Regions from separate parts of the Homo sapiens genome. Here regions 2 and 3 are each linked to region 1. The links are chromatin contacts, found by Hi-C or POLR2A ChIA-PET in ENCODE. All regions are on one chromosome and are shown on one strand. The core of a region is the stretch at or near the end of the contact, and the rest is flanking DNA. Distances in the headings are between cores, read along the strand shown.

What was found. A loop is a pair of places that touch in the nucleus more often than their neighbours do. ChIA-PET counts read pairs that join two places held with the same protein, here RNA polymerase II (POLR2A). Pooled maps may share reads with other maps.
Region 2: a loop to region 1 is called in a map of endothelial cell of umbilical vein, with 7 times the contacts of the local background. The contact joins two enhancer-like sites. A Hi-C loop is called at or near these places in 11 of 168 maps with a recorded cell type or tissue (A673, MCF 10A, PC-3 and 7 more) and 16 of 50 pooled maps. POLR2A ChIA-PET finds 5 or more read pairs at or near these places in 2 of 52 experiments (GM12878 and MCF 10A).
Region 3: a loop to region 1 is called in a map with no recorded cell type, with 4 times the contacts of the local background. The contact joins two enhancer-like sites. A Hi-C loop is called at or near these places in 1 of 168 maps with a recorded cell type or tissue (PC-3), 4 of 37 single-sample maps with no recorded cell type and 3 of 50 pooled maps.

What each region holds. Positions count from the first base shown.
Region 1 is chr3:29,322,753-29,326,480 of GRCh38, reverse strand. The region is part of intron 1 of RBMS3 (RNA binding motif single stranded interacting protein 3); the gene reads right to left. Among named protein-coding and RNA genes, the nearest start is that of RBMS3, 44 kb to the right of the region's middle. Within about 2 kb of position 2,045, at least 22 of the 41 ENCODE cell types and tissues checked have a DNase peak (open chromatin) inside an H3K27ac peak, as active enhancers do; they include ascending aorta and endothelial cell of umbilical vein, where a contact is called at or near this core.
Region 2 is chr3:29,757,489-29,761,216 of GRCh38, reverse strand. The region is part of intron 5 of RBMS3 (RNA binding motif single stranded interacting protein 3); the gene reads right to left. Among named protein-coding and RNA genes, the nearest start is that of RBMS3-AS2, 120 kb to the right of the region's middle. Within about 2 kb of position 1,661, at least 12 of the 41 ENCODE cell types and tissues checked have a DNase peak (open chromatin) inside an H3K27ac peak, as active enhancers do; they include ascending aorta and endothelial cell of umbilical vein, where a contact is called at or near this core.
Region 3 is chr3:28,938,893-28,942,620 of GRCh38, reverse strand. No RefSeq gene overlaps it. Among named protein-coding and RNA genes, the nearest start is that of RBMS3-AS3, 340 kb to the left of the region's middle. Within about 2 kb of position 1,801, at least 2 of the 41 ENCODE cell types and tissues checked have a DNase peak (open chromatin) inside an H3K27ac peak, as active enhancers do.

The DNA.
Region 1 (3,728 bases), core at 796-3,295:
TAATTGTGGATAGTTGGGAATCAGAACTACAGAGAGAACACTTATTTGTGTAAAACCTTTAAATGGTAATAAGAGGCTTGCAAGACATAGAAGGTGGAGAAGCTCATTTTAATAAACAGAAAGTAATTAGCAAAGCCATGGAGACTTATTGGGGATCATAATTTGGGGAAAGAACAGGTTTAGAGAGTTTATGGAAAGATCAGTGGGTGGAGGTAAGAATGAGGATGAATTGCATGCTTTCCAAGGAGTTTAGTCCATATATATTATGTAGCCAGTGAGAAGACATGGGATGCACTTAGTAAAAAGAAACAGGAGTCAAACTGCATTGTAGAAAGATAAATTTGGTGGCAATGAAGACATTAGACCTGCAAGGAAAGCCTGAGATTCAGAATGACTTCTTAGGAAAAAAACACCATAATCTCAGTGGTAGATTATGACAGTTTAATCTACAGTCAAGTGTAAAGTTAATAAAGCAAGGATGGAAAGGTGATTCAGGATTGCCACACTTCATAGTCCTATCCAGGTGACCTGGGGAAATTAATGAAATATGACTCCAAAAGTTTCTATAGCACAGGAGAAGAATGAAGTTAAAGAGAGTAATAGCCCAGGCAACCTGATGATAGATTTTTGATGCCTCAACTTAAGACAAGGAAAGATTAGGCCAATAGTATGAAATTGCCAATATTTGAAATGGTTTTTTAGTAAAAAATGACAATTTTACATAATTTAAGCCATAGATAGCTAATATTCTAGAAGAACACCTGTGAGTTTGGATAACTATACCAGTCATGTCAAATTTATACATATGTGTGTGTATGTGTGTGTGTGTGTGTGTATGTGTATATATATACATACATATATACACACATATATATACACACACGTATATATATACATACACACATGTATATATATACATACACACATATATACACACATGTATATACATACATACACACACACACATATATATATATATGCATTTAATGGGATAGTTTTCTTTCAACTGAATCTTACATTGGCTTCCCAGGTTTACATTATTATATTTCACTTTTTGGATGGATAATATATTAACACACTTTTGAAAGTTAATAAATACAAAACGGTATAACGATAAAATCTCCCTTTCTACTATTCCTCAGCCCATCTATCCTTGACACCCAGGAATAGTTTCCTACACAAATTTTTTGGTGTTTACTAAGAGCAATAAAATGTAAAATATAATCTTATTTCCCACCACCGCCTTTTTTCACAAACGAAATATAAAATACAAATGTTCTGCACTATGTCTTTTTTTCACTTCACAAAATATTTTGGAGATACTTACAACTTAATACATAGAGTGTTTCCTGATTCTTTTCTACAGTTACAGAGAGTTCTGTTTTACAGACATGCCATAGTTTATTCAATTTGTCCCCTATTAATGGACATTCAAGTTGTTTCCAATATTCTCTTGTTACAAAGAATGCAGCAATTCATTATTATATGCATGTATTCTTTCATCTGTGTGCAAATACGATAAAGCTCCATTAACTGGGATCTAGTTTTCATAACAGAAATGACATGAAATTAGAAAAAAAAATAACAGTGGGGAAAAGGAAAACAAAGGGAATAATGAGAGTAAAGGAAGAGGAGAGGAAGGAGAGAAGAAAAGGCAGATAGGCAGGCAGGCTGGAAAGAATACTAGGTAAGCAAAGAGAAAGAAGGAAAGAGAAAAAGAAAAAGGAGAGAAGGAAAGAATTAGGAGAGAAAGCTCTTGTCTTCTTTAGGATATTAGGAGGGAAGTGATTAAACTTTAGTGCAGGAGATTGTAAGGGCTTAATGGAAGGGCACAGGGGAAACATCTTGGAGCTCTACAATGCTGGGAGAGCATAACAAGGAAGTGACTCTTCCTGTTCAAACAATCCTACCCACTCCAGCAGGACAGAAGAAATAAATTCCACGGCCAAACATGCAGCACAGAAAGACCCAGGACATGGCCGTTCCAGGTTACGTAGCAAGCCAGTCATCCAGGCGGAGGCCACGTGTTTTGAAAGAGAACCAATTACATGAGAAGACCTGGCTCTTGAGGCAAATGTTAATCATATTAGCCCAAACTGTGCATAATCCATAAATAGCTATGAGGCTTGAACAATAAGAAGCTCACAAGAGCAGTACAAACAGAAAGGAACCAAAAAAGAAACTGAAAAAGGAAAGAAGAACCTAGACCAGACCAGAATACTGTGCCTCTTCCCTCAGCCACAGTGACTGCTGGTTCTAACTGGGTCCTTCCTGAGGAAAATGAAAGGTTGAAGTCAGTGTTCATGACTTACTTTATAGAAGTGCATTTAAGTTCATTGCACAGTAAAATCTGTGTTATTCCCACTCCAGTGAATTCCTTTGTCCTTTTAATAAAGTCCAGAGTTAAAAATAAAAACAAAATAAAAAAAATCTAGGTATGTTAAAGAAAGTAATTTAGCTTGCAGTGAATTTTTTTTTTTTTTTCAGAGTGGGCAAATCCAAGAAAATAGGACCCATTTGAGAGCCCTGTTTGAACAAGGGTAATATCTGAATCGGTGTGTTATTTTATTGGCTTTATCAGTGTTTTCCAAAAATCCCTACAGTGGCATAAAGTCTTAAAAAGCTTAGTTCATGCCAAAAATTGCGTACAAGCTTAAATAAAAATCATGGGGGAAATAAGAAGGGGTGTGAATTATATGAAGAGATACTAAATTATTGATTTTTAAAATTGCATCTAGAATTCAGTCCAAGGGGTGTGTGTGTGTGTGTGTGTGTGTGTGTGTGTGTGTATGTGTGTGTGTAACTGTATGTGTCCAATATCAGAAGGAATACACATTTCAGAAGAGAAGACAGAGGGGTGTCAAGAGCACCACAGACATATTACATATGGCTTCTGATGTTTGTTTCTTTCTACTGTTAATTTTACTATGTGTGCTGGAGTTAAACCTGCATTTTTAGGCCATATAAAGATCAAAATAATATAAATAACATAGATTTAAATTTCAGCATTTTCTAGTTACCCTAGTTACAAGTTTGCCAAATTATTAAATCAGCTCTGTCCAAAAATTCAAAAGATAACAGTAATAATACGACCTAGTTTACGGCTTTGTTTCTTTACTATGGTGGTTGTAGATAATTCTGCAACTAGTATAAATTCTATTGTTATTACCCAAAAAAATCAACTTTGTGTGAAAAAATAAGCTAAAGTACATACCTGATGTTACTTCAAAAAATAACATATAAAACATAAAAATAATTTATGTCTGTTACTTTGTCAACTGTGTATGTGTTTGTCTCTGTACATAAAATTTGATATCAGAGCAGCACCTTCAAAGGTGGAGATTACACCAGTGACAATGTGTCTGAGCTTCAGTCTTTCTTGACTTCTTGATTTGCTCTTGACATTAACAGCACCAACTTCTACTTGGTTGTGATGGATGAGAGGATGAGACTAGAATTTTATGGTCTCCATGGTGATGCCAAGTTGCGTTCTTGGCACACTGTATGCCCTTAAATAACACTTATTAGATGGATGGATGACTTCTAGCAAGAAAGGTCAAAAGCATAATCTTCAAAAAATAGGCTGCCCTAGAGTTCTAAGCAGCCCTTCGAATTCTCCATACTATTCATTGAACGGCTAAGAGGTGCTACCCTCTTGGACTTGAGTAGCTAAAGAGCTTCTGTCAATCATTTATAAACCCTCTCCTTGTCTTGAGGTTTAAATACCT
Region 2 (3,728 bases), core at 412-2,911, 440 kb before region 1:
CCGCCAAGCAGGGCTAAATTTACAGGAATGAGGCCTATGTCTTCACACACAGCCCCACACTTAGAACAACCCTGCACTTGGTTTAAAGTTCTGCTGTTGCCACCTTGAACTTCTTAACAGTGTTTTAACAAAGGGATCTACATTGTCATATTTCACCCTAATTTAAGTAGCTGATCCTGCTATGACAAGAGAGTGTAGGAAACTAACTTAACATTAACGCTCAGTATGTATATCATCAGGTGACCCAATGGATCCACATAAGTATTATTTTGAAAAAAAAAGTCTTCAGAATGAATCAATTTGATGTCCAAATAAAAAGAAAACTCTTTATGCAATTTTAATAGATAAAAATAAAAACAAAAACAGCATTTTGTTTACTACTCACTCACAAGTTCCCCTATATCAGAAGATGTTTGGATAAGAAAGGCAAGCGGAATCTTTCCTCATTCTAAATATTTAGGAACAGCTAAGTACAATTTTCCTAACTCTTTCAAGTTTCCTTTCCAGTGGAACCTTTTACTGTAAGTCTTTCAATTTTTTTATCTTTTTTTTTTTTTAAGTAGAAAATTTCCATTTCCAGGAAGAAAAGAATTCTAACTCTGTTCTTTCTCTCTTCCCACAGGATCCACTATTGTCTCTTTGGGAAAATAACCTTCTCTCCTAGCAGAGACATGAATGGGAGAGGAAATGTAAGCCCTTAATTACTACAGATGTTACTTTATGGAATTTTTATTCCAGGAGAGCTACAAAATGCAAAGTTTATGCCTCAGAGCCCCCTCCCTGTTCAATCTCTCTCTGGGTACTCATCTGGATAAAAGGCAGTTAAGAATCTAAAGCTTGCTTGCAAGAGTCCTACAAATCAAATCCTTTGTCTTAAAATGGCATGGAATTATAAATGAAGACTAATACTAGGGGTGTGTGTGTGTGTGTAGGGGTGTGTGTGTGTATGTGTGTGTGTGTGTGTTTATTCTACATAATACATTTTAGGGAATAGAGAGGAAGCTAAAAAAGAAAATCAAGTGGCTAACCCACTCCACCCACTTAAAATATTTTTGTTCTGTTTGAAAGCCTCAAGTCCTCCCTTCTGCATTCTAAGTGTGATCATCTTTTCTTAACACTGTTTTACAGCCATATCAAGCTGGATGGGGGCTGTTTCTATGAACACAAAGACAGCAGAGTAGATTGTTCACTTTGGGTTCATTCAGATTTAACTAAGTGAATGTCTGCTGTGAGCCTTTAGAGACTCCCGTCTCTGAAAGAATAAATGCAATAAAAGTCTGTTTTCTGTAGCTGCCGGCGCTTAGTGTCAAACCATGTTACGCTGCACCACCCAGCAGTGACAATTCCATTTTAATACACGGGGCACATTTTAACAAGGCAAAGCAGTCCCAGCAAAGATGGCAATATAGGAGCTGCCAAGGGGAAAAGGCTCAGTGTTCCTCATGCATTTTACGTGGAAGCAGAACAAAAGTGAGACTGAGACCCAGAAAGCTCTGGGGGGGGAGGAAAGAGACTATATTTGAATAGCCATCTTAGGAAGAATGTGCCCATTTTCTTCTCAAGTTTCACAATTAACCTCTCTGAAATGCCAGCTCAAGCTGTCTGGAATCTGGCACACGCTTCAGTTGAAACTGACACTAGCATTATCAAGTGAGTCTGAAAAGACAGCACACCAGACACAGCTGCCTTTATATGTCCCTTTCAGATGGGCCACTGAATCACTACAACTGCATCTATTCTTCCTAGGCGGTACCTGAAACCCCTTGCGTCCCTCAGAACAGCTTGAGTGCCAGGCCAACCATTCACCTGACAATACATTAATTAGGATCTTACAAGGCTCTAATCATTGTATAAAGCTTCAGGGTTTTCTGTTAGGTCTGATGTTTAAATATAAATACACATTAAAGGTCCTGTTTGACATTCTTTCTTGTCTCAGTACCTAGGACACTGGCTTCAGTTATTTGAAACACACCACAGAATTGTGCTTCTTCTTCCTTTTTTTTTTCAAACAGCTACTAAGAGGAGCTAGTTTAACAGCCGATACAATTCCCACAGGCAAATTACGTCAGATGAGAGGCTGATCCAATATTAGTAGAATGTTCTGGGTCAGACTTAACATGCAGAGGTAGAAACGTACTTTGCAAAACCATTTGCAGCCTACCTCTGTCACCTCCATAGAGAATCACACAGTTTATGGTCTTAAAGCAGTAAGCATTATTAACCATGTATTTAAAACAAACCCATCCTGTCATTTATTATGGTTAATTAGAGGTTTCCAGTATTGTGAAATGTTTGTGGTTTTGCAATCACAGGCTCTGTACAAATTATTGGCAACTTAGAGTATCTAACGTTGTAAGCCAGTCATCCTCATTTCTGGTAAGATTTACGTATGCACAGGGTCAACATTAAACTATTTTTTAAAGTACTAAACTCTGCACTGCTTCTGACATTTCAAAAACAAATTATGTCATTTCCTTCTTAATCCATTGTAACGGAAGGAATAAAATAGTGAGTTCCAGAAACAAAGATGAATGAATGCGATGAATTTTCTTCTCAGTTTTTGCAATTTGTTTTCTTCCTGCCAGGCACCTGACATTCTTAGGATACAAGTGTCTTAAGTACCAAACAGTGAAGCAGAGAGGCCTCCCTTACATGCCCTTTTGTAGAAACCAGAAATTTTGAGGGTATCTTGCTCAGCATTACAACACATTCCTCTTAGGAAATGAAACTGTGGATGACAATATTTGACTAATGAAAACACATTCCAGAGTTTGAGAGTCACATAATTTCAAGACTCAGATATCAACTTCTATATTGTACAGATGAAGAAAGTAACACTAGAAGACTGTGATTGGCTTCCCTAAAAACTAGTTAGTGGATGAGCCTGGAATAGAACTGTTGTCTCATGACTTTGAATTGAGACTATTTATTTGCAAGAGATGCAGCTCCATTGCTGGCCTCATGTCATCCCTCCTGATTTTCTCTACTGACTGATGTACTTCAATCTGTTCAAGAGTAGGATGGGTCCTGCTAGCTCCACTCTACCCAGCCACTATTACTTCAAGAAGTTGTTTTCAAAAATGGAATATAACCTGATATGAGATGTCAAGGGTGTTTCACCTCTGTGGTATTCTCTCCCAAAACCCATGAAAACTAGGGGTCTTATCATGAGAAAAACAGCTGACAAACTCAGATCTAGAGACATTCAGAATACCTGGCCAGTACTACTCCAACAAACAAAGTCTAAGAAATTATCGCAGATCAGAGCAGGCTGATGAGACAGGACAGCTAAACACAATATAGTAACTGGATTGGATCCTGGAACAGAAAGAAAATGTTAATAAAAAAGTTGGCAAAATCCAAATAGAGTCTGGAGTTTAGTTAATAGTAATATACCAATGTCAGTTTCTTAATTTTGACAAATGTGCCATGGTAATTTAAGGTGTTGTTAATGGGGGAAACTGGGTGTGCAATATATAGAAAATCTATATTATCATTATGGCTTCTATGTGAAGGTAAACTTATTGCAAAATAAGAAGCTTTTAAAATCACTGTACATTAAAATTATCAGAAAACTACTTTTAAAAATACCAATCTCTGGGGCCCAGCCCAGGAGATTCTGACTTAATTGTTTTGGCATGAGGCCCAGGCACAAAGATTTCAAAGCTACCCAGGTGATTTCAGTGTGCAGCCAGGGTTGAAAACTCCTGTTCCGAAGTTCTGTGTCA
Region 3 (3,728 bases), core at 552-3,051, 380 kb after region 1:
TCCCCACCCCTCAGAAGGTGCTGGGAATTATGCTTTCTGCACTTGAGGCAACCTAAAACCAATGAGTAATTGTTTCAGGGGTACAAATTTGGTCACCTTGTCTTACAGTGGGACAACTTTTGCTGTAATTCTTACTCAAGATGTCCCCATGGGATCAGGCTGAAGTGAGGCCTCTGCTAAAACTACATCTTTGCCTAGTTTCTTCCTTGTCCTACGTTAATTCTCTCACTCCTTACAGGTTTCCCTTGAGAGTAATTCCTCAATAAATACCTGCACCAGAATTCTTGTCTCAGGCTCTACTCCTGGACAACCTAATCTATGTTACGCCAATAGAATAACAATAATAATAGCAGGCCAGGCACAGGGGCTCATGTCTGTAATCCCAGCATTTTGGGAGGCCGAGGTGAGAGGATCACCTGAGGTCAGGAGTTTGAGACAAGCCTGGCCAACATGGCGAAACCCTGTCTCTACTAAAAATACGAAAAATTGGCCAGGCATGGTGGTGTGCGCCTGTAATCCCAGCTAATCAGGAGGCTGAGGTAGGAGAATTGCTTGAACCCGGGAGGCAGAGGTTACAGTGAGCCAAGATTATGCCATTGCACTCCAGCTTGGTCAACAAGAGTGAAACTCCATCTCAATAATAATAATAATAATAATAATAATAATAATAATAATAATAATACCAATATTATGAACCACCACAAGCACAACAGCACTTAAATTTACTGTTTATTATTGCCAAGCACTGTTCCCAAGGCTTTGCAACAATCATGTTTTTAAACCTCACAAAAACCCAAGAGATAGGTACTATTATTATTACCATTTTATAGAAGAGGAAACAGAGGCTTGGAAAGTTTTTTTAAGAAAAACTGGCCGTAGTGGCTCACACCTGTAATCCCAGTACTTTGGGAGGCTGAGGCAGGCCAATTGCTCGAGCCCAAGAGTTCGAGACCAGCCTAGGCAACATGGTGAAACCCTGTCTCTACAAAAAATGCAAAAATTAGCCTGACGTGGTGGTACACGCCCATAGTCCCAGCCACTCAAGGTGGCTGAGGTCGGGGCTGATCGCTTGAGCCCATGAGTTTGAGGCTGCTGTGAGCCTTAACTGCACCACTGTGCTCCAGCCTGGGTGACACAGACTCTGTCTCAAAAACAAACAAACACACAAAAACGTAGCTATGGTCCAACAGCTAGTAAGTACTGAAATGTGAAACCCAGGCAGTCAGACTAGAGTCTAGGTTCTGAACCCCCATTATATTCTAATTCAAATCCTAATATATTTTACACCGATAGGATCCTTAAAATTCACTCATCTGTTGTGTAGTTTCTCATCTCAAAGACCCAGAAATGTATCCTTAAGTAGCCAGTAGAGATTTGGCCATGGGATATAAAGGCACACATTGTGAGCCAGCTGCTGATTTATAGGGTGCTGGAGACACCACAGAGAGGAAGGAGCTCCACCACCTCTCTCTCAGTAGAGCTCAGACTGCAGGAAATCAAATCCATGGACAGACTTCAGAATACTTCTGTTTTATAGACTGAATTAAGGAAAATGGAGTGGATATTCTAGCACTGCTGGCTACCCTGTGCTTTATTTAGGTTCATGACCCCTGGCTGTAAGGACCCAATCTCAACATTTTAGAACATCAGGTGGGAAAGGAATTAGGATATCCTCCTTTTTCTTTCCTGCCCCTTTCCTCCCCTGAAAACTGCAGCTGCACATGTCACCAAAACACAGAGACTCTGGAGGGCTGTTTTTGCTTACAACAGCCAGTTAGAAAGCAAAAGGCCAGCAAAGTCCTGCCAGAGACTTGCTGTGCCCTGGACAATTTCCCACATAAACAAAGTGGGAACTCTTTTAAAGAAAAGATGCCCTTGGCTTTTTGAGGGTGAGAGTGATCTTCCTACAAAACCACAATCTTTCCCTGGCCTGGAGTTCCCCTTATGCAAAATTCAAGTATATGTGGTTTTACTTCTGTATAACCTTTTCTCAGCAAACCCACAAGAATTTGAGTTCCAGTGCAAGTGATTTGCCAATTACTCCAGTTTTGGATAACTAGAAAAAATAGAAAAAAAACAGTGTTTACAGAGGAAGAAGGGGTAACTCAAAAGTCATAATCAGTGGAGAAATTTTGCTAATAAAATCTGGAAAGAGAAAAGACAGGAAAGATGAGGTTAAATCCGGGTCATATTAAGATTTTAGGGACTGATACTTACTAAAAAGAATTTTATAAGCTGCTCATGATATGTGTAATTCAAAACAACAACTTTATACCCTATATGTTAGGTATAATGTTTGACAAAATTAAACTAGTTTCTTCTTGGGTTTTGAGGATGTTTTTAATTTCAAAATTTTGGAGAAGTTCATTGCCTCTAGATTTCTCTTATTTTTGGAAACTTTGCTTAGCCAGTCCCCTAAAATGCTTGCTAACTATTGCACAAAGCAGCATGCAGTGAAGTGAAACCCAGGACTGAGAACTAAGTCCTTATACCTGTTGGAAGGAGGAAAGCAGTGATATGTACAATTGTTGCTGATGTGTATACTTGGCATAAATTTATATCAGGAAGATCTCAACAACTACATTATTCTGCATCTTAAAGGCCAAGGAGAGGCTACAGGAGGGACATAGAAAGAGGTGGCCAAAAACATTTGTGCTATAAACTTCCAAAGAAATCCAAAAGGCATTCAATATTTAGGAGATATTCTAGACACTAAGGGGAGAAAACACCTTAAAATGTGCACATTTTGGCCAGGCGCGGTGGCTAACACCTGCAATCCCAGCAGCACTTTGGGAGGCCGGGGTGGGTGGATCATGAGGTCAAGAGATCAAGACCATCCTGAGCAACATGATGAAACCCCATCTCTACTAAAAATACAAAAATTAGCAGGGCGTGGTGGTGCACGCATGTAGTTTCAGCTATTTGGGAGGCTGAGGCAGGAGAATCGCTTGACCCGGGAGGCAGAGGTTGCAGTGAGCCAAGATCACGTCACTGCACCCCAGCCTGGCTACACAGTGAGACTCCGTCTCAAAATAAAATAAAATAAAATAAAAATCTTGATTGTTTTTTTAGAATAAATATTGTGCATATTTGAGATTTACATATTAGGATATACATGCAGACACTAAAATAGTTACCACAGTGAAGCAGATTAAGACATCATCTCATACTTTTTTCTGATAAGGACAGCTAAAATCCATTGAACAAAAATCCCTAATACTGTATAATTTTATTAACTTTAGTTTTCATGCTATACATTAGATGTCTAGATTTGCTCTTCCTACATATCTGCTATTTTGTACCCTTTGACCTGTATCTCCCCATTGCCTCTCCCTACTCCCATTCCCCTGCCCATGGTAACCACTATTTCATTATATATGTGTATTTGAGCTCTTTTACAAATTCTACATATAAGTGAGATCACACAAGTTTTCCTTCTGTGTCTGGCTTATTTCACTTAGAATAATGTCCTCCAGGTCCATCCATGTTGTGGCAAATGGCAGGACCTCCTTTTTCAAAGGCTGAATATTTCTTCATTAATTCATCCATCCATGAACATTTAGGTTGTTTCCATATCTTGTCTATTGTGAATAATTCTGCAATAAACATGGAGTGTAGATATCTTTTTGAGGTGGTGATTTCATCCCCTTTGGGTATATACCCAGAACAGGGATTGCTGGGTTATAAGGTAGTTTTAATTTTAATTTTTTAAGGAGGCTTCATACTCT